Linked DNA regions of Homo sapiens: region 2 is linked to region 1. Evidence: chromatin loops called from intact Hi-C (ENCODE). Cell type or tissue: PC-9. All regions are shown on one strand. Links, peaks and the distances in the headings refer to the core of each region. The heading gives the core; the rest is flanking DNA. Region 1 overlaps PIP4K2A (phosphatidylinositol-5-phosphate 4-kinase type 2 alpha). Region 2 has its middle 100 kb from the start of ARMC3.

Region 1 (16,442 bases), core at 6,096-14,095:
ACATTCAAGTCAAGTCCTCCTCACCTGGATAGTAATAACCCATGCTATTTATTTTATATTTTTCCAGATCAATGAACTGAGCCATGTTCAAATCCCTGTTATGTTGATGCCAGATGACTTCAAAGCCTATTCAAAAATAAAGGTGGACAATCACCTTTTTAACAAGTAAGTACAAGTATGACCTTTCATAAGACTAGCGTGGCTGCTAGGAGTACAAGTTTTGTGAATTTTTGTAATCACATAATTTGTCAATGGGTGGGAGTAAAGTTTTGCTGATGAAGTTAATCCTGTGATAAACATAACCATCTGTCATTTTTAGAGAAGCAACAGCAGGCTCTCTGGGATAATATCCTTTGCCATATGGCATATTGTTCTCTATGAATATCTTATACGTTGAAAGTGATATTCTCATTATAATTCAAATTTTTGAAGCTGTAAATTGCTTGGATTTTTGAGCAGTTATGAACCTCTGCTCTTGTACACAGAACTTTGAAAATGATGATTTATGAACAGCAATGACTCCATCTTAGAACAATAAAGACCCAAGGTACATTTTCATAAGGCACAATTAGATGCCATGTTGGGCATTGATAACATTCCTCCTTCATTTGAATGTTGTTTTAGACGTCATTATGAAGCACCTATTATATGTTAGGTGGTCCATTGAGAGCTAGAGATGCAATGATATAGAAGACACGGCCCTGCCCTCAAGGGGCTCAGAGTACAAAAACTGACACATATACAAACTGCTATAGTTCAGTGTGCAAAGTATGATAAGGGAGGGGTGTGTGCATATGTATAATTTAATTTATCTGGTTGTGTGGGAACACAAAGAGGGAAACAATTCTGAATGATTAGGGTGAACCTCAAATCACTCCCATGTGAGGATCATTATGAAATTTTTTTTTGAGACAGGATCTTGCTCTGTTGCTCAGGCTGGTGTGCAGTGGTGAAATTATATCTCACTGCAGTCTCAAATTCCTGGGGTCAAGCAATCCCCCTTCCTGAGCCTTCTGAATAGCTGGGACTACGGGTGCAGGTTACCATGCCCAGCTGATTTTTTAAAAAACTTTTTGTAAAGACAGGGGTCTCACTATGTTCCCCAGGCTGGCCTCAAACTCCTGGCCTCAAGAAATCCTCCCACCTCAGTCTCCCAAAGTGCTGGGATTACAAATGAGTGGTGTAAGCCACCATGCCAGGCCAATTATGAAATTTCTTCAGGGGGCCATTGTCCTTATGTGAAGCTGATGTTAATTTTTCTCATAACAGTGTTTAGAAGCTGACTTTCAGGGAATTTCCTCTAAGCAAATTTAGAATGTGGCATTTATATAAAACAGGCCTTTTAGGGGGGTGAGGGAGTGGCCCTCCTTTCCTCAGCAGTAGCTGAGAGGGAACCTTGCTCCGCTGCCTCTTCCTAACTCACTCTCCCGCCATTGTGCTTTTCCCTCACTGCTCCCCCTGCCTGGCCCGTTCCTTCCCCACCTCTTGTTCTTTGAGGAATGGCTGCAGTGTGTGGCCAGGATTTAAAGAGGTCACATAGTCCAAGCGTGCCTGTGACAAAGGAGACAGACAGACATCCGTCTGGCCCCCTGTGTCTCCTGGATCTTTCTGCGGGTTGTACCTGGTTCTAGGAAGCACACCTGTGCTTTTGGTAGGCAGTGAACTCTGAACCCTTCTTTGGCTACCTGTGGAACTCAGTGGTGGCAGATGCAAGTCTGATTGACTCTCTCTGAGCTTTATTCCACGCTGTGACTGTTTCAGAGAAAACATGCCGAGCCATTTCAAGTTTAAGGAATACTGCCCGATGGTCTTCCGTAACCTGCGGGAGAGGTTTGGAATTGATGATCAAGATTTCCAGGTGAGTTGCGTTTGTAACATTTGCTTCCAGTAGGAAATGGGTTTTGCCATGACTTTTGCTGTGTCAATTGGGATCTGTATTTTTGTCAATAAAAGTATTATATAATAGTAATTTTCATTTTGTGTAAGAAGTTTTTAATGTTCATGCTGAAGTAAAGTGTTCTCTTGATTGGGGACCTCTATACATATGATACCGGTATAAAAGTCAGTAGGAAAATATATTACTTTTCTTTGGAAGGAGACTGAGCATGTGAGGGTTTTATATAATACTCTCATTTCCAGGTGGAAATTAACAGGCTAGCAGAGCTGCCTGTTAATTTCTGCTGTCAGACATGTCAGTAGCCTGTGTGAGTGTGCATGTTTTGTATCTTCGTAGAGGCTACTTAGGACTCTCAGGAATCTTTATCTTGCTGATTTGCTGCTTTTCAAGTTGGTCAGACTCTTGCTGCAGCATTTTTGTCAAAGGGCACCCTTTGTGCACTGCAGTGCTGGACTGTGGAGTGACCATAGCACTGTGGTCAGCACCAGGAACCCAACATCCTGGGCGTGTCCTGTGGTACATCTTCCTCTTCATCTTGATTCCCACCACGTAAAAATGTGCACTGCTGCTCTCCTCCCCACACTGGCCTGGTCCTTCATTCTAACTTTTAAACATCTGTTTTAACTCTTTAAATAACTGTTGAGCCATGATCATTTTTTTCTGAGAAAGGATTTGACATTGGTTACCCAAGTTTCATATAGCGAGCCAGATTCGTAAATGCTAAGGATTTTTTTTAAAAGTGGAAATCCAAGGGACAGGTTGAGTATCCCAATCAGAAAATCTGAAATCCAAAATGCTTCCAAATCGAATATTTTCTGATCATCAACGTGATGCCACAAGTGGAAAATTCCACAGTTAAGTGCTCAACACAGCCTTTGTTTCATGTACACAATTATTTAAAATATTGTATAAAATTACCTTTAGGCTATGTGTATAAGGTGTATATGAAATAGATAAATTTCGTGTTTAGACTTGGGTCCCATCCCCAAGATATCTCATTATCTTTGCAAATATTCTGAAATCTGAAAAAATCTGAAATACGACTGGCTGCAGGCATTTCAAATAAAGGATGCTCAGCATATACTGACTTAAGTCCCTTCAAATCTAGTCCTAATCTGCCCTCAATTTAAGATCTGAATTTATCCTGCATTAAGTGACATATTGCCACCCTGGGTGACTACAGATTGAGTACTGATACAGCTTACCCTGTATTTTCCTCTGAAGAATAGGGTCCCTCAGGCAAACTGAGATAGTTAGCACACTTTCCTAAAGATCTGTGCTCCCACTGCCCTCTCTGTACCATTGCCAAAAATTTCCAGGAATTTTTCATATGTTTACTCAGGCATGAGAGAGGCTGCCATGTTTGGAGAAAGCAGCGCTGACCAGGCTGCCGGTGACATTGTCTCATGATGGCCTGGGGTTGTGGTTTACATGGAGGTCCAGACCCTGAGCTGAGGCTCTGTGTACACAGAAGAGCTGAGGGCTGGCTAGTGGGACAGGAAGGATGTGGTTGCTCATCTGCTATTAAAACTGCGTGGGAGCCAACACTCCTGTTAGGGCGTTTCTTTTTTTTTCTTGATACAAGGTCTTGCTCTGTTGCCCAGGCTGGAGTACAGTGGTGTGATCATAGCTCACTGCAGCCTCAAACTGCTGGGCTCAAGTGATCCTCCGACCTCAGCGTCCAGAGTAGCTAGGACTACAGGTGTGCACCACCATGCCCAGCTAATTTTTTTTTTTTTTTTGGTAGAGATTGGGGTCTCACTATGTTACCCAGGCTGGTCTCAAACTCCTGGCCTCAAGCCGTCCTCCCAGAGCATGAGCCAGTGCACCTGGCCTTGGGGCTTAATTTTTAAGAGAGAACTTAGATCACAATTATGGACTTGAAATTTACTGCTGTAAAAATAATTAACTTTAACAGAAAATTATTAGAATAGTAAAAAGCATTTCTCTGAAGTTAAAATTAATAATTCTGTATCACTTTAGAACCATTACTAAATTTAAAGAGGCCACCTGAAAATGAACTAGGTGCTTTTTTTTTTTTTTTAAAGGAATTAACAGCAGATAGCTTCAGTGTCTTAAGAAAATCTCCTCTGCCTTAAGAAAAGCTGAACACCAGTGTGTTCCTCCTTCTCTCCACGTCCTTTTTTTGTTTGGCTGGGTTTTGTTTTAATAAAACAATTCCACTGGCATTTCACAGAAACTGACTTTTGAGGGCCCATGCATCTATCTTATCTTGTTAGATTCCTCAATTCATTATTGAAATGAAGTCTTTCTATTTCTTGTCATAATCAATTCTGTCAAATGAGATCCAAAATGAACCCATTATGGTCTGAGTTCTGCACTGCAGCAGAGAAAAGTAGTTTTTAAAATTTCCTCAAATGACCAATTTAGTTGCTGAAATGCAAAGACATGAACTGGTTTTCCTTCCCTTTTTTTCGCCCTACAAAGAAAACTACGTAAGTTGATATTGAAGTCAGTACAAATTGCTGAGTACAAACTTTGAAAGAAAATTAGGCAAGTGGAGGATGATTCACAAGTAACTAATTGGCAAGTCCGTTAAACTCTTCACATGAGAGCTCCCTGTTGGGGAGAGTGGTGTGAGTGTGATTAATCATTCGAACACTCCTCCTTTCCTTAGCTCTGCCTGCTGCTTTCTCTTTGGCAACTGTATTTCTATTAAAAAAAGAAAAAAAAGAAAGAAAAAGTGTGTATTCAGAGTCACTTCAGTACTGCAGAGGTATACTCTTCTTCCCTCCTCAGTCGTATATTTCTTTCCCAGTGTCTGTACCTCTTAAAATTCTTCAGTAGGGTCAGGGACCCTGAGTTCCAGCTGAAAACAGGATCGTAAATCTGGGGCTGTATCCCAGTCTTTTGGCTACTTGGTTTGGAAGAAAGGAGGGTCGTTGTGACAGCTCTGGCTCCAGGGTCACCTCGCAGGCCCCTGTATACTGCAGGGATTCAGGCGGCAGGCGGGCAGGGGCCAGGACCTGGGGCTTCAGCTGCCTGGCACATTGTTACTGCCCAGACAGTTCAATCCTCATGCCCAGTTCAAGTAACAGGTATCATTTGGCACATGTGGCGCCAAATGACTAAAAGCAACCTTGTTTTCCTCTCCTGGAGCTTGCCAATGTGCCTTTGCTGAGTAGAGTCTCCCACCGGCCGCCTCTGTCACTCCTGGGTACTGGCTGCTGAAGACTGCGTATATCGGAAAAAAACCAACTCTCTTTCTGAGCTTATCAATGTGAGCTGCTTTTTGAATACTCTTTCCCAACTGACTTGGAAAGTAGGATCAGTGACCTAGGCTCTCATAGTGTTTTGGAGGACACTGGATAGCTGAAGGGGAACAGGCATTGCCTGCTGTGTTTATTTTTCCAAACTGCTTGCATTTTGGACAAGCGGCTCTAAATCAATGTGGTGGTTAGGGGCTCCATCGTCTGGTTTATCTCGTATTCAGACCTTTCCATTCAGCCAAGTGGGTAAATGGTCCCGACTTGTCTTGTTTGTGTGACCACCTTTTTGCTACACCTGAAAAAAGTAGGTATTGGTCTGTGGAGACCACTCTGATTAAAGCAGAGCATGGTTAAGTAGTAACCTATGCAGTTGACCCCTACTGGTGAATTTAAACTTCTTAAAAAGTTTTTAAGATAAATGAAAAGGATAATGAAATGAAAAATGAAAACATTCCTGCTTTCTCAGTAAACATTTGTATCTTTCCTCTGGTTTTGATTTCTGGAATATCTTTTAAAAATGACTTTTCCTTGTTGTTAAAGACAAATTCAAAGAACAATTCTAGAATATCCATTGTTAATAACAGTACCACAGTACCATGTAACATACATATGTAAACCTCTGTGTGTGTGTGTGTGTGTGTGTGTGTGCGTGCGCGCGTGTGTGCTCGCGCATGTGTGTAACCAGTGCTTCTAGATTCAGAACTTTTTCCAATTCATTAGGGCATTTTTAAATTGCATGATAGGTTTGTAATATGCTCAGGGTTGAATCAGTGTGTCATCAAGGTTCTGATCATTGTTTGGCCAGCATGATATCCATCGTCATACTTTAAAGGTGTGTTTCAGGATGAATGCTGCCTGGGAGGCCTGTTCTGTGACTATAGCCGCAGTCCTGTGTCTACCATTACCACTGCCCCCTTAAGCCCTGATCACCCTGAGGTCTGGGATTTCATGCATAATTATCCAGTCAAAGTATTTGTTTGTACCTACCACATGTCAGGCTCTGTGCTAGCCGTTTTAGGGAATGCAGAGAGAAGAAAGGGTGAAGCATCACTTTCTTTAAAAACTATTGCATACCAGATTCTGTATTAGATGCTAACGAGATTTACAGAAACCCAGCATCTTGATTTGTAATGTTCTTCATGAAAATCTGCACCCCTCTTTCCAGTCTCTTATACTCATTTGATCGTCTCTTATGTTTATACCCAGAGAGACTGGAAAGAGGGGTGCAGATTTTCATGAAGAACATTAAACAGCCCTGGGAAGTCAAACGGAGGCTTCAGTTACATTTAGTAGCTGCCAGAGAGGGTTGCCTCCCAGAAACCAAAAAGTTATGCAGGAGGGAGCTGATGCTGTTAAACCTAAATAGACCACACATTTGAAAGTGAGGCCTCTTGTTCACTGTGGAGGATAATACCAGGTTTGCTTTTCCCCTACTGTGACTCCTGAATTAGAATCCCTCATTATTGACATCTGATGCCCTTTCTTCTTTGTGTTTGTAACAGAGAATTCTAATTTTAAAATAATTAATTTTAAGAGCTAACATTTTAAACTTTTGATATTCTTATTTCAAGTTTAGAAATAAAATTCTAAAGTGTTAAGACCTTCAGTGTATACTAAACTTGAAGTGGGGCAGCAGGAATTCTGCCTTTATCTCTAGAATATCAAGTCTATCCTCTGAAACTTTCACTTGTAGATTTCTCACTTTTGACTTTAAACTGCCTGAGGGCAGGAGCAGTGTTTGTGTTTGCTGGCTGCCTGTCACCCGTTGAGCACAATGCTGGGCTCAGCAGGCACTTAAGAAATATTTGCAGTCAGGACAGTGGCCACACCTGTAATCCCAGCTACTCAGGTGGCCAGTGCAGGAGGATCTCTTGAGCCCAGGAGTTCGAGACCAGCCTGGGCAACACAGTGAGACACCATCTCTAAAAACATGAAAAATAAATAAGTAAATAAGAAATACTTGTGAAAGAGAGTGAGGGCTAATGGGGACTTTGAAGAGAAGTGAACTCTCTGGGCCCAAGCGGAAGGCAGGAGAGCCCATGAAATGTGAAGGTATTTGGATGGTGGCAGAATAGTGGGAGATAAAGATGTTAAAATAGCAAGAAACACAAAGACACCAGGGACACTGGGCCGATTCTGCTGCCAGCGAGCAGCCCTGTGGGTTTTGCTCAGGGGAATGGCAATGTCATGACATCTGTATTTTCTTTTCTTTTCTTTTTTCTTTTTCTTTCTTTCTTTTCTTTTCTTTTCTTTTTTTTTTTTTATAGACAGAGTTTCACTCTGTTGCCCAGGCTGGAGTACAGTGGCACAATCTTGGCTCACTGCAGCCTCCCAACTCCTGGGCTCAATCGATCCTGCCACTTCAGCCCCCTGAGTACCTGGGACTACAGGTATGTGCCACTATGCCCAGCTAAGTTTTGTAATTTTTGAAGACACAGGGTTTTGCCATGTTGCCCAGGCTGGTCTCGAACTCCTGGGCTCAAGCGATCCACCCACCTTAGCCTCCCAAAGTACTGGGATTACAGATGTGAGCCACTGCACCCACCCGAGGTCTGTATTTTCTAAAGATAACTGCATTGTAATTTATAGAATGCATAGAAGGGAGATAAGGAAATCAGGAGGCCATGAAATCCCAGTGAGCCAAGCCTCCGTCACCCACCATGTAAAGCACGGAGCAGCTTGAAAAGACATTGAGAGAAGTAAACCCACAGGTTCAGTGGCCAGTGGCAAAGGACAAGAGCCACAGAGGCACTGGGACCTGAAAGCTAAGAGAGCAGGGATGCGGGTCACAGAGGGAGGGATGTTTGGGGCTACAGGTGGATAGAAAGGAAGATGGAGTTGAGTTTTTGACCTGTTGACTTACCGTAGTGGTAGGATACCTGGTGAGGCTTGTGGCCTGCATTGGGCATTCTGGGTCACAACTCTGAATGAGGTTGGAGCAGAGGTCCAGCTGTGGTGAGGATTGGCACAGTCGTGCTTGTGGGACTCCTCCTTGGTCCAACTCTAATGCTCAACCTACACCATCACCCCTGTGCTTGCTCCTCTAATGCCTAAGCACTGTCATTCCTTTATCACTAGTAGTTGCCTGTTGGGTTTGCTCCATTTGTCCTCACAGGTTAGCTGCCCTGGAAGGAAACTCCACCCTGCTCAGAGACGCACTGAGGCTGAGACCCAAGGGAGGCCCCTCTCTGATTGGACAGCCTCTTGATAGACTGGGGGAAGCTCCCTCACAGCCCATCAGGGTCAGCAGGCATTTCTTGCACTGTTTCAAGTCCTGTTTATGAACTGAGCAAATTACTGTTCCTACCACCACCTGCCCCCACCTGGGACCCCAGGCTTCCTGTTAGCCTGTGTTTCCCGCCTCAAACCTGCTTTGGGTTTTGCCTCGTGGCTTTTGACAGAGAGCTGACAGCCAGTCATCCTTGCTACTGGGTGCTTCTCTCCAGGTTAAACGCTGTGTTTACCGTGAGCCTTGGGGACATGTTCCTGGTTTGTTTTTTTTTTTTTTTTTTTTTTTTTTTTTTTTTGAGACAGTCTCGCTCTGTTGCCCAGGCTGGGTCCCTGGTGTTTTAATCATCGTGAAACAGCAGCTGAGATTTAGAAGATGATCTCATGGCACTCTGTGAAGTTTCTGCAACTCTGTTGCTTTCTCTGTTGGTCATTGCCTTTCATTTTTATATTCTTTTTTTCTGATAAGTTGTTTCATTATTGATAAGTGTTAAATTGCACTGTGTCTTGCTCCCCTCTATAATGAAAGCTATTCTTCACTTGAGATCACAGCTTAGATTTTCTTTGAAATTCCCCAAGAGCTTAACACAGGGCTTTGAACACAGTGGGCATTTAATAAATCCTTGATGATGATGTTCAAGTTCCACATTGGTCTTCAACTCTCTGGCGGGGTCAGAGGACCATCTGTGCTCGCTCAGATATGTCAACTGCAGACCCAGAAAGCAGCCTTCTCCAGACAAGTTGCTCCTGTCTCCTGGGCCGTGTGATTCGAGGCATGTAATCATAATCCTGAGCTGTCAGCAGGGCAGTGATTGGTTTCCAGATTTCCAGTCCATGAAACAGGTAGCCAGGGTTGGGGAAAAGAATATTTCCGGGAAGTTAGGAGGCCTGGTTGAGTCTTGGATCTTCAGTGACTGATGCTGTGACCATGAGATACTCACTCACCCCTGGTGGGTCTCAGTTTCCTCATCCATAACATGAGGAGAGGGACACAGTGCTCTCTCCGGCCCCCCAGCTGTCAGGTCTCTAAATCTATTACTGTGCCACCGTGAGGAGATGGCTGTCACGTGAGTTCTGCACGGTATTGGCATGTTCCCTTATACGAGGGTGGCTTTACACATTTGAGCATGGCAAAGTTTAAGTGGCCCCTCTTTCAACCAAAAATGAAAACTTTTCATACATGATTTTTAGCAGAATGTATACAAACGACCATCAAAATGGAAAAAAAAAACAAATTATACAAGACTTACGTGATTAGTTCAAGAGAATTAAATATGCAAAATGCTTGGTTGTTTAAAAAATGCAGGGAAAAGTAACTGTTACTAAATGAGGACACTTTTATGAGAGAGAGAAAAGATTGGCGGTAAGAATGAGCTAATTAAATTGACATTTATGTTTCCTTCCCCCTTCTGGGGGCTCCACTAATCCTGGACCTCCGACTGCGGAAATAAACATCTTCAGCGCAGACGTTTAGAGGAAGGGGGAAAGGACAGCATCGTTAATCCTTTTCTTAAGGGAAAGGACAATAAATTTCCAGTTATAAATGTAAAAAGGCATTACAGAGGGAGCTTCATCTATCATTGCCTTCCTTTATTTGCTGTTGAGAGGACCGAGATAGCACCAGAGCCTCAAACAGCTTTTGTGGTTTGAGCTAGGATAGTGTAAGGTAGGAAAGGTATTTGGCTATGGGAAAAGTACATTTATTCACCACGTTGCAAAATAGGCGAAAATGAACTAAATTGTCATACTCTTACCTGCCCTGCATCATACAGCTTTGCCCTAGAACTTGAATGTTTGTCCAACTGTTCGTTTTTCTCTAGCTCCCTATGCTAGGAGCAAACTTAGAAGCAACATTTATTGGCTGTGATGTGTCCACTGCAATCGTGTATGGGTGCTGGCCTGAGTAGAGAGCACTTGCCAGGTCACCTCACTCATCCAGAGACAGCCTCATGGTGGATGAGTGTGTCTAGGCTAGGGCACTTGAAAGATCAATGTTTGGGCCAGTCACAAACACCTGTGTAATGTATGGTTACATCCATATGAAATGTCCAGAATGGGCAGATATATAGAGACAAAGATCAGTGGCCTTTCTAGGCTGGGGGATAGGGGAAGGAATGGGAGTGATTGCAGATAGGTTCAGGTTTCTTTTTGGAGTCATGAAAATGCTCTAAAAATGATTGTGGTCATGGTTGCATGATTTGGTGAAAACATTAAAAACTGTTGAGTTGTATACTTTAAATAGGTGAGTCATATGATATGTGAGTCATATCTCAAGGAAGAAGAATGCTTGGAGTTTGAAACTCGTTTAATTTATTCAGTAAGAGACGTTTTTTTCCCAAAAGGTTGAAACTAGTTTAATTTATTCGATAAGAGACAGTTTTTCCCAAAGTTGATTTTGGCTGTTGTTGTTTTTTTGGGATGGGTTATGGTATCAGTATTTTTATTTAGAACAGGTGACTTTAACTAATTTCGTAATTTATAATATGAAACTATCAAATGTATAGAAAGAAGAAAAGGAATAGCCAATGAAGAAAGTGTATTTTTGCAGTTTGTGCATGTTGATTATTAGATTTTTTTCCCATAAACTAATAGTAAATCATCGTCCATTCCCTAAGTCTCTACAAACTGACAGCAGAATAATAATTAGAAGAATGAGCAGGAAGCTTAGAGACCATTAAGTCCAGCTGTCTTTCTTTGCAGATAATCAGATAACAGAGTAAGGGAGGTGGGAAGGGTGAGTTGGAGGGAGGACGCAAAGCCCTGACTTCAGCCCATTGCTGTTGAGATGGATCACCCTGACACTCTGAGGCTGCTTCCTGGGTCCATTCTGTTTTGTCGTCATCTATGTCCTTTGCCCATGTCTGGTTTGAGAGGTCACAGGGAAGTGAGCAGGGGCCAGCAATAGAAGGAAGACCTTGTGGGCTGGGAATTTTCAATCTGAAACTTCCTTGTGAAATTTTAAATTCTCCTTTTAACATGTAAGTTATTATTGAGGCCTTTAGGAAATAACTTACTGTCACTTTTGAACTGATAGGTGCAGAATCCCCAATTTTGTCTGTTTGTTTTTATTTTTTAACAGAGTCTCTGTCTGTCAACTAGGCTGGAGTGCAGTGGTACAATCATGGCTCGCTGCAGCCTCGAACTCCTCAGCTCAAGTGATCCTCCAACCTCAGCCTTCCTTATAGCTAGAACTACAGGCACGCACCACCACATCCGGCTAATTTTTTAATGCTATGTAGACACAGAGCCTTACTATGCTGCCCAGGCTGGTCCCAAACTCCTGGCCTCAAGTGATCTTCCCACCTCAGCCTCCAAAAGTGCTAGGATTACAGGCATTAGCCACTGTGCCCAGCCCCCAATTTTGAATTTAAATAATGTCACTTTATTGCAGACCATATAACTCTCCAAGTGTGTCCATGACAAGGAATTTGATTTTTAATGAGAGTAGATCTCTCCAAAGCCTGGGTGGATTTCACTGGGTAATTTTATCTGGCTGCTTTCTCCTGAAGACAGACAGGTAGATAAGGGTAAGTGTTCCAGAAAGTGAATATTTTACTTTGGAGATGAAGAGGACTAAACCAGCCCTCTAAAGGGTGTTTTTAAGGCCTTAGGTAGGATCAGCTTCATCTCAGATTTGCCCTTTTAAATTAGGTGATTGAGAAGAGAAAGAATTTTTCTAAATGGTGTCTTCTGCTAGGCTTTTTTTTTTTCCATGCAGAGCTGGTCTTAACTTGCAAATTTCATCTTAATTTCTTTTTTTCCCTTCTCGTTTTTTTTAATCCTCCCAGCTTAGTAGTATAGAGAGTGCATATAGAATATAGAGTAACCCAGAATTCAGCACTCCCAGTATAAAAGATTGCTCCTTTCAACTTTGGCATTCTTTGTGAAGAAAATCTGTGGAGTTGTAAGCAGAGAAAGTGGATGGGACAGTCTTCTAAAGGCAGAAACCAGTGACAGGAGGAAAACAAGAACCTCCGACAATTCTCAGACCACATAAACTAATTTAAATAGACATGATGCAGTGTGCCACATGGTCAGAAATGTGAAGAATTCTTAGGGTTGACATCGTCACCACAGTCAACAGGACTCACAGGAAATGCTAAGTGCTGGTCCTCCTTCAGCCCTGTGTTACGCTGTGTGAGTGCCTGACTCTGGGCCCAGGGCTCAGCAGCACGGTCTTCCTGTCCCAAAGGCTTATTCCACAAACACATCTGTCTCAGCTCCTGCGTGGAGAGAAGACAGCTCCTACTCTTCCTACTCAGTTAATGTAAAGTAATGAACAGTCCTAGAATGAGTTCAGATAGCTTTGTACACATGTTAATAAAAGTGTAAATAACAGACTCCGGACTGCATTAGCACTGTGGCTGTTACTGATATTTTCTACACACTTTACTTGGCAAAATCGAAAACCTGAAGACAGGTTTGGTTTTGTGCCAGCTGGCTCACACTCTAAATTGGCATTAGAAGGTGTATGTCACTATAGAAAAATGACTGTCCCTTCATAATGCCCACCATACTCTGGAGCCCAGGCAGGGAAGCAGCACGGCAGGGGGAGATGGAGGCTCTGGGCAGGGCCCCTGCAGGGCCCTCCATGTACACCAGCCCACCTGATGTTGGAGAACTGAGTTGGGCAAGTCATTTCTGCTCTCTGGGTCTGTTTTCTTATCTGTATATTGAGTGGTTTGGAATCATCTCCAAGGTTGCTTCCAACTCTAATGCTCTTTGAGGTTTATTTATACATGGAGGGACCCCTCGGGGGCACCTGAAGGTCACTCCCAAGCTCTGTTTCCATCAAGGGCCTCCCAACTTGTCCAAGCATCCAACATCATGCTGTGATTCCTTTTTCCTTTGCAACAAAACAAAGCACACTGAGGAGTTTCTTATTCAGTGTCAGTAGATAGACTGTTTTGAGGCAGCACAGTGACTGTGTTGAAGATATAAGACCTCCTTCCCTGAGCTCATGTGCTCGTTCTAGCTGACGTTGTCCTGAATACATCTGGAATCTGTGAAGTGTTATTTTCACTGCATGTTCTCTTTCATCTCAGCCCAGGTGTCCTAAACCATCATTAGGCCCCTGCTGAGATGATGGTTGTACTGTCTTCTGATCGGACTCTGTTTCTTGGGACGGTTGTCCTGAGTCACCTTCCGAGGCCCATGCTTTACAGCATTTCCTAGAGCAACGAGTCGAGTCTTCGAGTAAATCCTTTTTTTTTTTTTTTTTTTTGAGACGGAGTTTTGCTCTTGTTGCCCAGGCTGGAGTGCAATGGCACAATCTCAGCTCACTGCAGCCTCCGCCTCCCAGGTTCAAGCGATTCTCCTGCCTCAGCCTCCCGAGTAGCTGGGATTACAGGCATGCCCCACCACGCCTGCATAATTTTGTATTTTTAGTAGAGACGGGGCTTCTCCATGTTGGTCAGGCTAGTCTCGAACTCCCAGCCTCAGGTGATCTGCCCGCCTTGGCCTCCCAAAGTGCTGGGATTACAGGCGTGCCCCACTGCGCCCGGCTGAGTAAATCCATTTTTAGAGTCATAAAAGATCCAAGGTAGAGGTCTAATTCAGCCTGTTCTCTCCCCAAGCTTATTTTCCATCACTTCATAGACCCGGAAACTAAGGCTCAAAGAGACTAAATGCAATCTACAAGAACTGATGAATGTTCTAGATCTCAGACCAGTGCCCTCACCATTACCCTGTGCTGCTCAGGTTGGAGTGCGGTGGTGTGATCTCGGCTCATTGCAATCTCTGCCTCCCAGGTTCAAACAATTCTCGTGCCTCAGCCTCCCAAGTAGCTGGAATTACAGGCATGCACCACCACACCTGGCTGATTTTTGTATTTTTAGTGGAGACCGGGTTTCACCACGTTGCCCAGGCTGGTCTCGAACTCCTGGCCTCAAGTGATCCGCCCACCTCAGCCCCCAAAGCGCTGAGACTACAGGCATGAGCCACTGTGCTGCCTTTAAAAACACATGTCTGCTGCATGCCTTGGAAGAAGGCAAGAAAGTAAATGATAATAAAAATACATAAACAATTTTACTTTATTTTAAAGGCTACAAAAAGTCTATGATTATGATGACAGAAGTTTAGTCTTATCTTTGTAAATCGCCCTTTTTGGTTAGTTCATAGAAAGCTTTAGACAGGAATCTTAGGCACATTGCTTGGCTCCATTGTACACTAGTTTCTTTATCTTGAGGTGGGAAAAATGGATCTAGCTTTTCCTCTCTCACAGGAATATTGTGAAAATAAATATGAAATAATGAGTTGGATTTTTCCAGGCCTTAGAATCATTCCAAGGATCAGGTGTTTTGTATAGAATTGCATGAACTCTTTTGATTTCCTCCTTATCAGATAAGGCTTTTAATACACTTGATTTATGTATTTTTATATTCATAGTGATATGAAAGGTACATTCTATGTTTTGACACAGTGTTCCTAACTTCATTGGTTATTTCATGTTCATGAACCTTAAAAATATTCAGATAGTGTGGGTTGGGGCTACTCACGTGGATTATTAAAATGGTGATTTGAGACAGAATCAAGATTCGAATTTTTAAGGTTTTATATCCCAGGGTGAAGACATGGCTGATATCCTAATCCAGTGTCTGCATATATGATTATAGTAATGCCTTTGAAATTGAAAGAAAAGGCACAAACTGGGGAAGAGGTAGTATCTGAGCTAAGGAGTTCCTACATTATTTGCTTTTACGTTTCCAGCCCTTTATAAACCCATATGTTGCGCTGGGCATGGTGGCTCATGCCTGTAATCCCAGCACTTTGGGAGGCCAAGGCAGGCAGATAGATCACTTGAGGCCAGGAGTTCGAGATCACCCTGGCCAGAATGGCAAAACCCTGTCTCTATTAAAAATAAAAAAATTAGCTGGGCATGGTGGCACATGCCTATAATCCCAGCTACTCAGGAGGCAGAGGCACGAGAATCACTTGAGTCCAGGAGATCAAGGCTGCAGTGAGCCAAGATCGCACCACTGTACTCCAGCCTGGGCAACACAGTGAGAACCTGTCTCAAAAAATAAAAATAAAAAACCCTGTACATTGTCCTGGTACTGGTACATAGTATTATTAAACCCTTCTTTAATTAGTAAAGTAAATGCCATGAATTATTATTCTGAACTATAAAGTTTCCCATTTTAATCGAACTAGAGGTGTAGAGAATATAATGGGAAAGGCATGAGTGCCGGTAAGTCTGTAATTATAATGTACTTAATACGCTAGACTTTACGTGCTGCATGCCAGTAAAACACAGGGTAAACACCATTCTGTAGACCTTGGTTCTCATGTGTGGTCTGCAGACCCACTCCAGCAGCAGCATCTACTTCTGAAAATGCCCCACCCCTGACCTGCTGGATCAGAATCTGCATTTTCACATGATCCCTGGGTGATTCAGTTGCTTGTTAAGTTTGAGATGCACTGACTATGCAGCTTTTGATTCACCCTATTGGCCCATGAGAGGACGTTATACTGTCCTATCTAATGTGCATAAGAAAACGATCTATGAAACTGAGGCTGCTGGAATTCTATCCTGTGCTGAATACAGTTCTCCTTTACTATTCCCCATCCCCCAAAAGTTGTTTTACACGTATTGTCAGTTTGACAGAGTTTAAGGTCTGTTCCACTTGGTCTGCTCCACCTGGCTTTCATAAACTTGATTGTTCCCACTTTGATTTTATGCCCAAAGATAATCTGCAATCTTACAGTTCCTAGAGTTCTTGTTTTATTTGAAAGAAATACCCTTTTGCAAATTAGTGATTGCAAGAAAAAAGTAAGACCACTAACAAAGAGCAATAATTGCTTTTTGGGGGCTAGCATTTAAAACCCCACAAGGGGAAATTCACTTTGATTTTCTTCCTTTTTGTTCTAAGTGGGAAGTAGTATAAAGGAGATCTTGTTCATGTTTTAGGAAAGAAAAATGTAATTAAGAATTAAACTCTTGTTAATGTAGGCATTTTCATCCTGAAAGTCATTTTTATCATTCTCAGTCTATCTAATAAATTTTAGTTGTCTTAAGAATAACTGAACACTGCCAAGTCTTGCTATTTAAAGTCATTGGGGATTATGTAGATTTTTTTTTTTCCTTC
Region 2 (16,442 bases), core at 5,056-13,055, 220 kb before region 1:
TCCCTCCTTGTGCTGGGATGCATGGCCCAAGAGTCCTGCACAGCCCGCTGGCCGGTTCCCAGCCCCGTGAGGCTCCCCCAGCCTTCCCCTTCCCTGGCCAAGGGGTTTAACTCTATCGGATGGACAGTAATTAAGTTTAAACTTGTTTCCCTGGTGGAGGAACCACTTGCATAAGAATAAGATGTTCTTCGACCGGGCGCGTTAGCTCACGCCTGTAATCCCAGCACTTCGGGAGGCTGAGGCGGGCGGATCACGAGGTCAGGAGATCGAGACTGTCCTGGCTAACATGGTGAAACCCCGTCTCTACTAAAAATAGAAAAAATTAGCCGGGAGTGGTGGCGAGTGCCTGTAGTCCCAGCTACTCGGGAGGCTGAGGCAGGAGAATGGCGTGAACCCAGGAGGCGGAGCTTGCAGTGAGCCGAGATCACGCCACTGCGCTCCAGCCTGGGCGACAGTGCAAGACTACGCCTCAAAAAAAAAATAAATAAAATAAGATAAAAAATAAAAATAAGATGTTCTTCCACAGGTACTTTTAAAATGTTTCTTTGCTTTCCCCTTCTCTACCCCATCAGCAAGTTAACTTTTTTTTTTTTTTTTTTTTTTTTTTTTGAGATGTCTGGCTCTGTCATCCAGGCTGGAGTGCAATGGCGCGATCTCAGCTCAGTGCAACCTCCGCCTCCCAGGTTCAAGCGATTCTCCTGCCTCAGCCTCCCCAGTAGCTGGGATTGCAGGCACCTGCCACTATGCCCCGCTAATTTTTGTGTTTTTAGTAGTAGACAGGGTTTCAACATGTTAGGCTGGTCTCGAGCTCGTGGCCTCAGGTGATCCGCCTGCCTCGGCCTCCCAAAGTGCTGGGATTACAGGCCTCAGCCACTGTGCCTGGCCCACAAGTTAACTTCCAAAAGAATCTTTCTTTTCTTTTAGAAGATATTATACTAGGCTAGACGCCCCCTACCACCACCCCAAACTATCACTGTATTCTCTCAGTTTTGATTGTGAAATCAAGTCTCCATCTTGTTTTCCATCCTGAGGGCATGGCTGGTAACTGCTTGGCAAGGCTTTGTTTAGCAATCCCTCCTGAGGGGATGCCCCTCTCAAATTCGATGTCTGCAAGTTTTCCTAGCCCTGTCTCTTCTTTTTTTTTTTTTTTTTTTTTTTATATTCTTTTGAGACGGAGTCTCTCTCTGTTGCCCAGGCTAGAGTGCACTGGCATGATCTCGGCTCACTGCAAGCTCCGCCTCCCGGGTTCACGCCATTCTCCTGCCTCAGCCTCCTGAGTAGTTGGGTCTACAGGCGCCCGACACCAGGACCAGCGAATTTTTTGTATGTTTTAAAAGAGATGGGGTTTCACACCGTGTTAGCCAGGATGGTCTCGATCTCCTGACCTCGTGATCTGCGCGCCTCCGCCTCCCAAAGTGCTGGGATTACAGGCATGAGCCACCGTGCCCGGCCCTAGCCTTGTCTCTTAAAGGGCCCCACCCATCGACTGGGTTTTCTTCTGCCTGTCTGTGTGTGTACTGTGTGTGATGTCTGTAAAAAGAGCTCTAGGCCAGGCGCAGTGGCTCACGCCTGTAATCTCAGCACTTTGGGAGGCCGAGGTGGGCATCACAAGGTCAGGAGATCGAGACCATCCTGGCTAACACGGTGAAACCCCGTCTCTACTAAAAATACACACACACACACACACACACACACACAAATTAGCCGGGGGTGGTGGCTGGCGCCTGCAGTCCCAGCTACTCGGGAGGTTGAGGCAGGAGAATGGCGTGAACCCTGGAGGTGGAGCTTGCACTGAGCTGAGATCACGCCACAACACTCCAGCCTGGGCGACAGACCAAGACTCCCTCTCAAAAAAAAAAAAAAAAAAAAAAAAAAGAGCTCTAATTACTTTGGCCTAAAGTAAGACAAGCACTTGGATCTAATATTTTTTAAAGGGAAGATAAAAATCTGTGTTACATTTCAGTTCACGTAACTTTAATCTTTAAGAAATATGAACATCCCTAAAGACTACTGGTAAAATGCAGGTGAGATGAAAGGTTTGCTAAGTGTTTGGAGGTTACAAACTGCATTTTGGGTTTTGAGAACAATTTGACTTGCTGGCTTCACAATTGGTAAGGCTTGGGGACACATGGAACTAACCACCGCCTTAACTAAGAAGGCAAAACTTGGCTGCAGTTAGCATACAATTAAAGCAACTTACTAAATTTTGTCTTAAAGTTAAAAATTGCTAGGATTTAATTGAAACTACTAGAAATTGATTTACATGCAAGGTGTGTAAGAACATTAAAATGTGTTTTTTAGTAAAAGGTTATGAGAAGGCATGGAAATGTAAACTTTTGCCTAGGGTTAAAGGATTGTTTTGAGTTAAAATAGGAAAAAGCTGAAGGTTCAAAGAAGTGGTGGAAAAACTGCAAAAATTATCTAGCAAAAGAGGTTTTCTGTGTGAGCATATTGACTACATTCAAAAAAGGGTATTATATGGTTTTTCTGTAAATTGAGCATTGAAATAAAAGCATAACAAGGTTTTCCTAAGGCACTAATCTGCTCTTTGGCAAAATTTGTAAGGGGTTTAAAAAAGGCTTTTGCTTCTTTAAAATTTCTGAGTCATCATTTTGGCAAAGTAAATAACTTATAGTAATCTGGAATTGTATTTCATAATATCAAGTGTTTTAAACCTCAAACATTCAACATCCTTCCCAAAATCAAACCTCAGTTTCAAAATTATCTTCCCTAGCACCTGTCTTTTCAAATACTTCAGAGGGCCCCTGAAGTGTCCAGAAAAGAGAGATAAACAGGATTATTTGATATGTTTAGATACATGGGATTGCCAAAATGATGCTCAATGTTCTTTAAGGTATATCTTGCTGAATAATTCTAATATATGTTGCAAAATTATATGGGATTTCTAAAATTCTGATGTCTGAGTATATGCTATCAATTATAATTAAGGTTTTGTTGAGTTATTGTAAACCATGGAGATAATCAAACTTCTTTGTCATTTTTGTTTCTAACTGTAATTACCCTGGACATGTTGCTATTGACAGAGAGTTGTTGTCTTATTTTAATCCTTTTCAAAAGATGGTTTATAGTAAGCTGTAAGACTTTGACAGCTGCTCTGAAATGCAGGTTTATGATGAATTTGGATATAGTAACATTGGAATACAGGAAAATGCACAGGACTCACGAAGAACTGAAATGCTCACAAATATGAAGCAAAACAAGAGTTAACTAAATGGACTGAACTCAGGACGCTGAAGTAACTTTTTTGACTTTTGGTTGGAATATGGCTAATCCATGTTTTTTCAGTCAAGGAAACTTATTTTGAACTATTTACAGCCTTTAATAATTGAGTAAAGCATACTCCTATGAACAAAATTTGAAGCATGTTTGTCTCTCTCTGCCTGGTTCCTCTAGAATTTGGAAACTATCTGTGAGTATTCTTATGGCAATATATTTGTTTGCATCAGTGCAATAAGAGTCCATTTTTCTTTTGCAACAGGACACAATTGGAGAAAGTAGTTATTCTACCAAGGCTTTCACTGGAAGGATATGCTTCCCTTTAAGGAGTCAAGCTCAACTTGCAGAGCCAATAAAAGCCCCATAGGGAAACTGGCCTCATTCCCTTGTCTATGCAGTCCCTATAAAGGGTCCCTGACCTGTGGTCACTAAAGAATGTCACTTTCTAACAGGTCCAGGAGCTCCAAGTTTATCTTGGAACCTTAAGAGGAGTGGATCACCCAACTCACGGGTATTTGAGGATGCAAACCTATGGCTCGGCTCAGCTTTAAAAAGGTCTCATCTGTGATTCCTTGTGGAAAACATTTCCAACAAAGCCAATCCAAAAGGCCTATGCAGAAATAGTTATTCTTGCTGCATTTTAAGCAAATAATCAGGCCAAGTATAAGACTAAAGTCTATTTTGCAAACCACTCAGTCCTATCATAATTTTTTTAACAAAAATAAGGACTGGAGAGAGAGAAATTATGTTCTAAAGCTTACCATACATTTGTCATTAAATCCTAAAATCATTAGTTGTTTTTAAGTTTTCACCTACATTTCAGACTAACCCTGCTTGCTCCTCTGAACCAACCAGCAATCCCTGGCTGCAGGTCAGAAAGAACAAGAGGGATGGGTAATGTAGAAATCCGGATCAATATTCTAGTTCTGAGCAATTATCCTGCAAATCCTGCCAGGTGATGGAATAAATAGGGTGCCCATCACCTGGAGGTTTCCTTTTTGGGAAAGTAAAACCAAGGGAACTAAACAAAGCCAAGCATCATCCATCCAAATCCTAGCAAGCATAACTATAGCCGCCGGTTATCTGGGTGTGTCACAAGACATCCTTTTCTCTCCCTTGGAAGAGGACTCAGTTCCACAGTTTCACCGTAGCATTCGGCTTATAACAAGGAGTCCATGCAATACCCCCTAAGACACATTTTTGTCCCAGACTCAATTTCAAGCTTTGGGTCAAAGCCCTGGAAAGAAAACTGGATCTGAGCGATCCAGAGGCAGATGGCAGCAGAGATTAAAAGGCACAGCGTAGGTGAGCGTAGCTGTTTCTTGCCGATTAAGCCAACCCCAAGCTTCCTGTTTCATGGATAAAGGCCACGTTAGTATCCATGGCATAAATGAGGTCCAGGGAACTCCGAGGCTACTGACAGTAGGTGGGATAGGGGCATAGGTGAAAATGGATAATTCCTATTCTCTGGGACCCCCTGCTTCATGGGTGCAAGCCGCTTTGGCATTCATGGTGGTGCCTGCCAAGGTCTCCAGGGCTCGGGGCTGCAAGGATGCGAGATGTAAAGAGGACGCTCTTCCCTCTCTCCCTTACTTGCCCCGGGTATCTGCTAGGAAGAGAAGGGAACCAAGGATGCCTGCTCCCCTCTTTCTAGATGGGTAGCCATTCATCTTCAGTCTGTACCCCTTTCAAATGCATCCTGGATCCTTGGGACTCCCTTAAAAACACGTTCTTTTTCCTTTCTTCTCCTCGGTTCTCCCTTCACTGATAGGTAATTGTGTCTCTCCTTACTACGGGACACTCCCCTCAGATGCATCCTCCAAACTGTTAATTTCCCAAACCTTAAACTGGTTGGCTTAGGATTGGACTCGGGGGAAGGGAACCCAGAAGCCCAACATCGTGGCAAAAGGGTAAAGTGTCTTTACCAGTCAGGCGTTTGGACTTTCCCTCCCTGTGCAAACTGGTAAAAGCTTTTTGAGCTGTCCTTACCCCTCCCCTTGTTTTGTTTTGATACATGTTTTCTAATAAACTGGTTTGTCTGTTCTTGCCTTCAGGCCATCAGACTCCAAACGGTCATGCAACCAGAGCCTCTGACAATGGCCCCTTCTGCCAGGAACCCTTAGATAGGAGCTGATAGCTCCCTCTGAGGGAGCTCTGACTGCCTTTTCCCCAAAACAGAGCCTCCTGTCAGTAGGAAGCAGTTAAGATCGGTCTTTGTCCTTATCCTTAATCTAAGGGCAGTTAGGTGTACTTCTTTAGAGCAGGGAATGAGGCAGCCAGGTGGGAGGGGAATCCCTGGGGAAACTCCAACCAGCCCGCCCTCTAAGGTGGAGGGTAGGGAAGTTTACGCCCTTTGCAGCGGGGAGGCCGTGGCCCCTCCTCTTCCTGTGCAGAACCTGGGATTCAAATGGCCTGGCGGGAAGTGCTCTAGCAGAGGGACTCTGGCCTTGTGAGAGTCCCTGTTTCCCCTTTTTTTTTTCCCCTTTTCACCCAATAAAACCCTGCTTTACTCACCCTTTAAACCATCTGCGAGCCTAAATTTTCATGGCTGTGGGAGAGACAAGAATCCGATCTTTAGCTGAACTAAGGAAAAGTCCTGCAACAAAATCATTCCTTAGTTTCTTCATTGGTGAAATGCGAGTGATAGCCACTTCACTGAGTCGTTCTCAGGATGAAGGGAAATGACAGGCAAAAGCACTTGGCAGAGCACATGACTAGATCATAGGTGTTCCCAAAATGATCGTTTGAATCTGTGGAATCATGCTTTCTTACCTTGTTCTTAAGTGGTGCTTTTCTTCCTGGGCTTATTCACAACACTGCGTAAAATAATTTTAGATATAATGACTAGTTTAGGTAATTAGTATCCTCTTCATTTTATAAATGGAATAATATTCAGACTCAGCGATTAGGGTTGTGTCCGCTTGAGACAATTATGCCAGTCATGTAGTATAATTTGGTTCAAAACATTTTTTCTCTTTTCCTTTTAATATACCTTTGCAGATAATTTGCATGGGACAATTTTCTTCTTACCCAAACAGCTGACTGAATCACACATTCTTGCTGGGATGAATCAGTGAGGACACACTATTATTGTTCTGAGATCTAAGACCTTGGTATAAAAGTTTTAAACGGAAGTGAGCAGTCACCTCTGGGGTAGTCTCCTGGGGGAAGGGCAACTGATTGATCACCCAAGTGACGCTAGTTCCAATTCATCATTGTCCAGGACACAGCCCAAGTCGTACACTTGCAAATGCATTCCTGTCACTCTCCAGGGTTGACTGGGCTCAGGGACTCAGACCAACCAACTTCACAAGAGAGGAAGTTAATAAACCAGCAGGCCAATTGGTTCATTTATCATGAATGATACCAGCATTTCCAGCCCCCACCCCATATGTGAACAATATGGAAAACCAGTTTGTGGGAACATCCGTAAGCCTAGAATCAGAACAAGAGGTATGAGTTGTACAATTCTAATGTTCAATGACACTGAGCTGTTTGGGTTCTGTCCATTTCAATTTGTTCTTTTGTTGCCTTCCAAGGTCCAAGGTAAAATGAAACCCTTTCAGGCATTGTTGTCAATAACAATCTGGCCTGAGTGTACCATGACTGAATGTTTCAGCCACGATTTTAGTGCCTGAAGTGGTCAGACCAGTTAATAATACCTCTCAGAAACACCCAACTTGTTGGCCAGATTCCTTGAATTTAAATTTTTTTAAAACTTTTTTGTTTAATTATAACAAGGGAATTACGTTGATCCAGTTAACACAAACTGTTGCCATGGTTCTTAAGTAGAAACAATCTTAACCCACCCCTGAAGCCAGGTAGGGTGAGGTGCTGTGAGCCCCCCATCTTTCCTCACTTGCCCATACCTGTGCTGTGGCCAAGGGCAGCAGCAAGTGTTGAAAGCGGTGCAGGAGGTGACAAGTGGCACAGACGTGGCCTGAGGGGGAATTGTGAGCACTGTGAGCTGGAGGTCATCTGTCTCCATTGCTTGGGAAGGAAATGAAACGTTGCCAATTGTTCACTTAGTTCATTTTCATTTCTATCCTTCACTTGATATTTCTGCCTTCTAACAAAATTGTCAGTGGGAGTGCCTTAAAATGCCATTTAAAAATAATATGTAAAATCTCCTAGTTTTCCAAAGGCTTCAAGTAAGCAGATTTTTTTTTTTTTTTTTTTTTTTTTTTTTGAGCCAGAGTCTGGCTCTGTCACCCAGGCTGGAGTGCAGCGGTGCGATCTGGGCTCACTGCAAGCTCCGCCTCCCGAGTTCACGCCATTCTCCTGCCTCAGCCTCCGGAGCAGCTGGGACTACAGGCGCCCGCTATCACGCCCGGCTAATTTTTTTGTATTTTTAGTAGAGATGGGGTTTCACCGTGTTAGCCAGGATGGTCTCGAGCTCCTGACCTCGTGATCCGCCCACCTCAGCCTCAGATTTTCTAGGGAAAGCTATGCAGATACAACTGAAATGCTGCCCTAAAAGAAGGAGCCATTAATCCCAATTTAAAACAGATTGGAAATCGCAACATGAGCCAACACCATGATCAGTTTCTCGTAAAAAGCTGGGTTACCTTTTAAATCCCACTTTTGGGAGACTTAAGCTAAAAATGAAGAAGGTTTTGTTTGGTTTTCTACAAAGCTGAACACCAAAGTTGAACGTTAGTCTTCAAATAAAGGTTTGTTCACTGGCTTCACACACTTCAAAGTATTTAATTCAATTATTCCGAGAGGCTACATATGAAATCATATCGCAAAAATGGCACCTAATCCAATAACTAGTAAAATATGAAATTCCTGTTGATATGAAATCAGCAATCCCCATAAGCCAAAAGAAGGACACACCTATCTTCACCTAGTGGAGAATGGTTTGTCTTTTACTAGTTCCCTGCTATTTTTAGCTGAAGTTAATCACAGTAGAAAGAATCTAATGCATCAGCTCACACTAAATGTTATTAATGACTAAGACAGCTTAACCTGTTGACCCACCCAAAGGATTAGTATTTTAACTAGGGACTATGCATTAACATAAAAGAATAAATCTCAGTTAGTAATATTTCAGGCATCTGAGACACAATGAGAAGAGAAATGAGTCAGCTCACAGCACATGGGCAATGTGGCCCAATGGGACAAAGTACAAGCTGTGGCTTTACTCTGATCTGAATGGAGTCCTGTGCCTGGAGCTTTCTAGCTGTCCACACCATTCAGATCTTAAGTAAGTTATTTAACCTATTGAAATGTGGGTAACAATAGCGCCTTCTCTGTAGGACTGTTATGATAAATAAATGAAATAATGTACGCAAAGTGCCTAGGACAGTGCCTGGCTTATAAAAAGACACCGTGACAGGAAAGCCAGTACATGAATGCTTCTCCATCTATCATAAAATCACAAAAAGCTGGTTCCACAATAAACTTCCAAATTTCACTTTCTCCTTACACTTATGGAATATTTCACAAACTTTCCAAGTACACAAATCTACAACCTTGCATTTAAGGGAGAAGTGAAATGTTTTTGTTTCTTTTTAAAATTAAGACACTATGGTATTTTCATTTTAGTTTATTTTTATAGAGATGGACTCTCACCATGTTGCCCAGGCTGGTCTCGAACTCCTGGCCTCAAGGGATCTTTTCTCCTCAGCCTTCCAAAGTGCTGGGATTACAGATGTGAGCCACTGCACCTAGCACGAACTGTTATTTAGAACTATTAAAGGGCTAAATAACCCTATCTACCACCTTATGTATTTATAGAACTTAGTTTGTGTTCATCTAAATATATGTAGAATGAGAGCTAGAACTGTTTTATAGTGAACTCTCAGACTCTCTTCCTCTTTGAAAAATATAATACTCAATAGTCGGAACTTGTTACTCAAAAGCTAGGTCACAGGGAAGATAAAGAAGTAATGCAGATGGGCGCGGTGGCTCACTCCTGTAATCCTAGCACTTTGGGAGGCCAAGGCAGGTGGATCACTTGAGGCCAGGAGTTCGAGACCAGCCTGGCCAACATGGTGAAATTCAGTCTCTACTAAAAATACAAAAATTAGCCAGGCATCGTGGTGGGCGCCTGTAATCCCAGCTACTCAGGAGGCTGAGGCATGAGAATCACTTGAACCCGGGAGGCAGAGGTTGTAGTGAGCTGAGATCGCACCACTGCACTCCAGCCTGCATGACAGAGTGAGACTCTGTTTAAAAAATAAATAAATAAATAAATAAATAAATAAATAAATAAATAAAACTAACGAAATCAGAAAGGGCATCAGGGAAACATCTTTAAAGAGAAGGTGAAAGGGAAGAAGGAAAACAATTTTTGTTAAAAATTATAAATAACTAGGCATAGTTAAATTTATTTTTTTTAAGTGAAATTTGTATTGGTGTTGTCCCAGTGCTGTATATAACAGAATATCTGTAGAAAAGCCCAGCAGAAAGAGGAGAAACCATTACAGGTTAAAAGGTTTCAGAGGTGGGGTGGTGGGATCAAGTTGTGTTAGCCAGCCTTGAAAGAATTTGCAAAATGGCTTTAAACTTGTCTGAGGCCAGTGCTGGGGCAGCCTCTATATCATTGCAGATGTGGAAGTATATAAAAATCTGATAATCCAAGTCATGAGCCTCTTATAATCAGGAGGAAGCTGCAAGGAATTTATGAAAAGGAAATTCCATTTCACCAGGACATGTGACTGTGATCACCATCTGTTTAAACATCTTAATAGTTTGCGGCAAACAACTAAAACCACTTTTTCCCCCCTACAAGTCTATCCAAGCACTTTCTGTGTGTCCAGATGGAATTTAAACCTCCCTTTCCTAATGTTAGACTAAAATCTCATTCTAAACTGGAGTGAATTGGGGCTAACTATAGTGGAAAACATTAAAAATTCATCCTTCAGCTACAAAATTTAATCAAGTGGTAACTTCTCTAAGGCTATGGTGTGGAACTTACTATTATAGAACAATCATTAGAATTAAGTGAAGCAAAGATCCTTCAAGCTCCTCCTCATTTTGATTTATTGATTAAAAAATATTAAGCATCTCTAATATAAGCATCTACACTTCAGTATCATCTCTGTTGTGTTTAAAACAAAAGTTAATTGAGGTAAATGTGTATACTTTGAAATATTTATTCTGACCATTATCACTTTCCATCTCATGAACATCAAAGATTTTCTTATTTTAATCTGCCATTTTAAAAACAATGTTGGTCAGGGCACGATGGTTCATTCTTGTAATCCCAGCACATTGAGAGGCTGAGCTGGGAGGATCTCTTGAGCCCAGGAGGCTGAGGTTGCAGTGAGTTATGATCATGCCACTGCACTCCAGCCTGGGTGATAGAGCAATACCCTGTCTCTAGAAAAAATAAACAACGAAAACAAAATTGATGCACTAAAGCTAAATTTATCAGATTAACAGTAATTCTAGGTAGCCTCACCTTGTGTCAATATCTGTATTCAGTGCTAAATTGAACAAAAAAGAAGAAATTCCCAAAAGGACCCACTGCAGCTTGCGTCCCTAACAAACATTTGATGAGGAAGGACCATTGATCATTATGTGCTTGAGATACATCCAGTCTCTGCCTTCGAGAAGCTCCAAGTCAAGTGAGACAAGTAGATAGAAAGGTGTCACATCTATTATCAAATCTTTTGCAAGCCCCTGCAATGGCTCAACTGTGCTGTGGATATCAAGTCCCCAGGCTGTACCGAGGCTTGGGCCAGAGTCAGAGAGGAACCGTGTCTCCACAAGATCAGCACATGGGGGCCTGGGAAGAGAAACTCAGGATGAAGAATTCTGGGTCAACTGCTCCTCCTCAGTGGCAACTCCCCTGCCAGCAAGGACTTTGAGATGATCGGTTGTCTTTTAAAGGATAGTGACGTTCCCTTGTACTGCCTCTACCTCTCTGCTTATGAAGTCACTACTCTGCCTTGAATATCTAACTTTGAGTAGATTCTTAGGGAAGGGATTTGGAACCAGATGAGAGAGAAAGACAGTTATAGATGGGTCTCAGGTCTCCAGAGTAGTTCCACATTTGAAGGTCTGTTCACTGACTCAGTTCTTGTTGAGTTTGCTGAGATGCTAACAGCAGGTTCCACACAATGTGGATTCTACAAGATATATTTGCCTGCCATCTCCCCACTTCCTTCAAAAATCAATGAGTTTATTTAAATACCTGTTTCTATAAAGCATCGGTTGACTTATTTCTTCAAACAGGAGAGATCCGGAGAAGGAGAAAGGACCATAACATCTCCCCTTCCTAGTATATCACAAATAGAACCATGAAGGACATAGAACCCAACCGAGAACCCAGAAGTAAGCCATGGTAAAGATGAACTCTGGAACCCTTTGACAAAGGAAAGGTTGGGGTAACTTTAGAAGTAGAAGCTTATGAGAAAAAAACAGAAGAACTCAGGTGTCAAGGCAGAATAGTCTGGGGCCATTTCGTGTCATGCAATAGTTGTACACACCTCCTTTGTCTCTGGGGATATCATTTTATTTCAGTATTTCACCTTACCTGACATTCATAATGAGGACCCTAAGACACTGAGGAAAGGTTAAATTGTATGCCCCTTTACATTCAAGATATATTCATTTTTAAAAACTTCTTGTTTTGTTTTGATTTGATTTATATAGCTGGATGCATAATGGTAAGTTTGAGCTATCTAGAAAATTTCCCTGGAACACATACTCTTACATTGCTAGATGAATAAATTATTAATGTAACTTATGTAATGTAATACCTAATGTAATGTAATGTAAAATAGACAAGGAGACAAAGCTATGACATATCAAATTTTTTTCCTTTAATCAGATTTAAGACTAGCCTACTTCAAAGTTTAAGGTTAGAAGAATTTTACTTTGCTAATGGAAGTGGACTTCTTATAGAAGAAAAATCACTTTTTTTGAAGATAGAAATAGATGTTATTGTAGTCATTTATGCAGTGAAGTATCTATTTGTCACATTTTAAAAATCCCGGTAGCAATTTTTTCTTGGTAAATTTTAAAAAGATATATTAACATTTTTCCATATGTCTGATCTGCAAGGTTGTTGGGGTATTTTTTTTTAACTTCAGTTTAATTTCTTGGGAAATTTTATATTTTGGGGGGATAAAAAGTCCCAAGACATTTTAACTCAGATGATGGAAAACTAAAACGATTGGCCCTTTTAAACAAGAGCACATATTTTGTTTTAAAAGAAATACTTAATAGGAAATGAATTCCCATAAAACCAAAGGTTTTTAACCTATAGCACTGGTACAAGAAATACATCATGGGATATAGACCTTTTTATAGCAGAGCCCTCATCTGAAATGAGTATTAGTTATTAGTCAGTTTTAAAGAGCATCATTTAACGGAGGTGTTTCCTTTCATTTGTTTGTTTGTTTGTTTGTTTGTGAAATCCCCCAATTAACATTCTCTATTGCTTGGAATGTTTGAGGCTACAAGATAAATCCCACAGTTACCTATGTTTTTTCAGCTCGTTTGTGGTATACAAACTCAGGATTTAGTTTCTCTTCCTATGTGAATCATGAGAAAGGCAAGAGTACAGCACTTTTTTTTTAATTTTTAAAACTTTTTATTGTGAAAAATTTTAAACATACGTAAACACATTGTAGTAGTATAGGGTAAAGATTTTCTTTTTTTTTTTTTACAGCAGTTTTTAATATATTTTTTTCACTGATAAAAGGAAGTCATTCCCAAACTAGCCTCTCAAAGAATATTGATATTTGTGCATAGAACTAAGATATCCTGCTCTTTAAAAATCGTATAATGATGACCTTTTCACAACTCAAAGAGAAATTTAGGTTAATAATAGTGTCTTCTTTGTTGGTTTTCACACGGGTATTTTTTTTTTCTTAAAACTTTGACTCTTGCTATAAATTGTGCATAGGCCTTTTTGTCTACAAGAAATCATTTTTTTATTCAACACAAAAGATTATATTTAGTTTCCACATGTTTACTAAATCAATATTTCATGGTATTCCATGAAAAGACTCATGACTTCTAGAAACTAAACCACTTGAAATATTTTGAGAACCACTAATATAACTCTTTCATTAATTAATATCAAGCATTTTGGCCAGGCGTGGTGGCTCACATCTGTGATCCCAGCTCTCTGGGAGGCTGAGGTGGAAGGATCGCTTGAGGCCAGGAGTTTGAGAACACCCTGGGCAACATGGTGAGACCCTGTCTCTATGAAAAAAAAAAAAAAAATTGGTCGGGTGTGATGGCTCACACCTGTGGTCCCAGCTACTTGGGGGACTGAGGCTGGAGCCCAGGAGGTCAAGGCTGCAATGAGCTGTGTTCATGCCACTGCATGCCAGCCTGGGTGACAGAGTGAGGCTGTCTCAAAAAAAAAAAAAAATTAGGCTGGGTGTGGTGGCTCACACCTGTAATCCTAGCACTTCGGGAGGCCGAGGTGGGAGGATCACGAGGTCAAGAGTTTGAGATCATCCTGGGCATCCTGATGAAACCCTGTCTCTACTAAAAATACAAAACTTAGCTGGGCATGGTGGTGTGCGCCTGTAGTCTCAGCTACTCGGGAGGCTGAGGCAGAAGAATCGCTTGAACCCGGGAGGCGAAGGTTGCAGTGAGCCAAGATCGCGCCATTGCACTCCACTGTGGTGACAGAGCGAGACTCCGTTTCAAAAAAAAAAAAAAAATTAAGCATTTGAGTGCGAATGTAGCACCTTGATATGAGTTTGCAGGTTTCCCTACCCCCCCAGTGTGACTGTGTCTGGAGATAGGACCTCTAGGAAGTAATTAAGGTTAATTAAGTTCATAGGGCTTGGAACCTTAACTCAACAGTACCATGGCCTTTTAAGAAAAGAAAGATTCTAATCAGATATAGTGGCACATGCCTGTAGTCCCAGCTACTCAGAAGGCTGAGGCAGGAGGATGACTTGAGCCTAGGAGTTTCAGTCCAACCTGGGCAACACAGTGAGAACCCATGTCTTTAAAAAAGCAAAAAGAAAATGAAGATTTTCTTTTTCTCTTTCTCTCTCTCTCTTCCATGTGAAGACACAGCAAGAAGGCAGCCATCTGCAAGCCAGGAAAAGAGCACTGATCAGAAACTGACCATGTTGGCACCCTGACCTCAGATTTCCAGCCTTCAGATCTGTGAGAAAATAAATTTCTGCCTATGAAATACCCAGTCTATGGTATTTTGTATGGCAGCCTGGGATGATGACAGAGGGGGAAATGGCAGCCACGTATGAGTCACACAGAAGCCACAGGTCTGGAGTGTTGGAATACAGCCAGCAAAGTTCTCATCCTTCCCCAGTCAAGATTGCTTTTTCTTGTGTCAGTCAGCATGAGAAACATTATGCTACAGTGACAACCCCAAAATCTCAGTGGCTGACAAAGTCACTCTGTCCCAGGGTGCCAGAGGCTCCATCTCAACATGTGCTTTTATGATCGTAAAGACAGCCAGGCACGGTGGCTCATGCCTGTAATCCCAGCACTTTGGGAGGCCGAGGTGGGCGGATCACCTGAGGTCAGGAGTTTGAGACCAGCCTGGCCAACGTGGTGAAACCCCGTCTCTTCTAAAAATACAAAAATTAGTCAGGTGTGGTGGCATGTGCCTGTGATCCCAGCTACTCAGGAGACTGAGAGAGGAGAATCACTTGAACCCGGGAGGCGGAAGTTACATTGAGCCAAGGTGGTGCCACTGCACTCCAGCCTGGGTGACAGAGCAAGACTCCATCTCAAAAAAAAAAAAAGAAAAAAAAGATTGTAAAGACAAGGAGAGAGGATGTGATGACTCATGAATGAACTGGCCCTTAAAGCATTTTCCCAGAAGTGTATACATCTGTTCACATTTCACTGGCCAGAGTAAATCACGTGGCCATGCCTGGCATCAGCATGGGCAGTAAAATGCACTCTTATTATGTGCACAACAGAGAAGAGGAAATAGGTCAGTGGGCCACACTGATGACTCTCCTCCAGGAGTGTAGTGTTGGGGATGGCCTGGCCATCACAGTGACACACTACGGTCAACGTGACGGGATTCAGGAGGTGAGCTATGGGACAGAAGATGCCTAGATTAATTTTCCCAACCCCTGGGGCACCACAGAGAATACAAAAGTGTGTTACATCTTTTCCAATAATTTTCAGTGGAGGTGATTATGAAGACATACACAGGAAAATAAGTAATAAAAGGCCAAGAGTAATAAAACATCAAAATGAGTGACATGCATATATTGAATTATGCAATTTCATAGAAGATGGAGATTACTCTGCCATAAAATCATTAAGAAAAATTCCATAGATGAGATAAAGGTTTAAATACAAGCAAGCTTAGATACAGTAAGAGAGGGAAGAGGGATGGGCACAGTGGCTCACACCTGTAATCTCAGCACTTTGGGAGGCCAAGGTGGGAAGATCACTTGAGCCCAGGAGTTCAAGACCAGCCTGGGCAACATAGTGAGACCCCATCTCAGAAAGGAAAAAAAAGGTAGAAAGAGGATTCAAGGCAGGAAAATGGCAGGAGGAAAGGATTGGAGAGTGAATTTGGGGGCATGTTCAAAAGGCAAAAAGGAGACAAGCCAAACTGAATCAGAAGTTTCTTTGTAGGAATAACAGAATTTGAATTCTGCTTTATAATCTTTGAAGGTCATGTCCTGTGTCTTTGTTTAAGTAGGCAGTGGTGTGCAGATGTTTGCATTTCAGAATAATTTTTCTGGTGTAAAGCATGTAGGCAAAGATGAAATAAACCAGAAAAAAGAAGTCAATTTATTACTATACAATAGCCTATGTGATGAGCACCTGGAAATGAGTGTTCATTATAGGAACTAAAAATAAAGTATGATAACTAAAAAAAATTTAAGATGAATCAGTGGGTTTACTTTAGGACTGGTGTGCTCTGTAAAATGAGGGGGAGAAAAGGCAAAGATGAGGTCAAGGTTTGAAATGTAAGTGATCCTCACTAAATTGGGAAGGAGACCAAGGGAACACACAAATCTCTCCACATTCTAAGACAGCATCTAAAAAATCCTCTTGTTAAGATTATAGTGGGAACTTAGGTTACCAAACTAACAGGATGGAAAGGTCTGCTTATTTAAATGATCAAATCTTACAAGAATGCATCAATTACTAAGGTAAATTTGAGCAGACATTTGATATCATTTATTTTCAGAAGCATGGGTCTACATTTATTCTGTGAGATTACCTTCTAACTGAAAATTTTCATTCAAAGCTTTCTGGTTTCATCAGAAAAAAAATTTTCAGTA

What was found. A loop is a pair of places that touch in the nucleus more often than their neighbours do. Peaks named below come from ENCODE experiments on the same cell type or tissue, not always from the same donor. Only the 100,000 strongest peaks of a DNase experiment are listed, where the experiment ranks them.
Region 2: it touches region 1 in a loop (2.9-fold over the local background); 2 of 110 quality-filtered maps call a loop at or near these places.

Annotation. Positions count from the first base shown.
Region 1 is chr10:22,593,343-22,609,784 of GRCh38, reverse strand. It overlaps PIP4K2A (phosphatidylinositol-5-phosphate 4-kinase type 2 alpha), which reads left to right. Exons shown (of 10, transcript NM_005028.5): 2 at 68-165; 3 at 1,762-1,858. Among named protein-coding and RNA genes, the nearest start is that of PIP4K2A, 110 kb to the left of the region's middle. RefSeq lists enhancers at 4,543-4,692, 8,150-8,309, 10,611-10,660. In PC-9, for the core only: no CTCF peak of the experiment used is centred there; a DNase peak (open chromatin) is centred at 10,554; H3K27ac peaks cover 1,635 bases.
Region 2 is chr10:22,815,121-22,831,562 of GRCh38, reverse strand. No RefSeq gene overlaps it. Among named protein-coding and RNA genes, the nearest start is that of ARMC3, 100 kb to the left of the region's middle. RefSeq lists an enhancer at 5,916-7,115. In PC-9, for the core only: no CTCF peak of the experiment used is centred there; DNase peaks (open chromatin) are centred at 6,352 and 8,232; H3K27ac peaks cover 2,263 bases.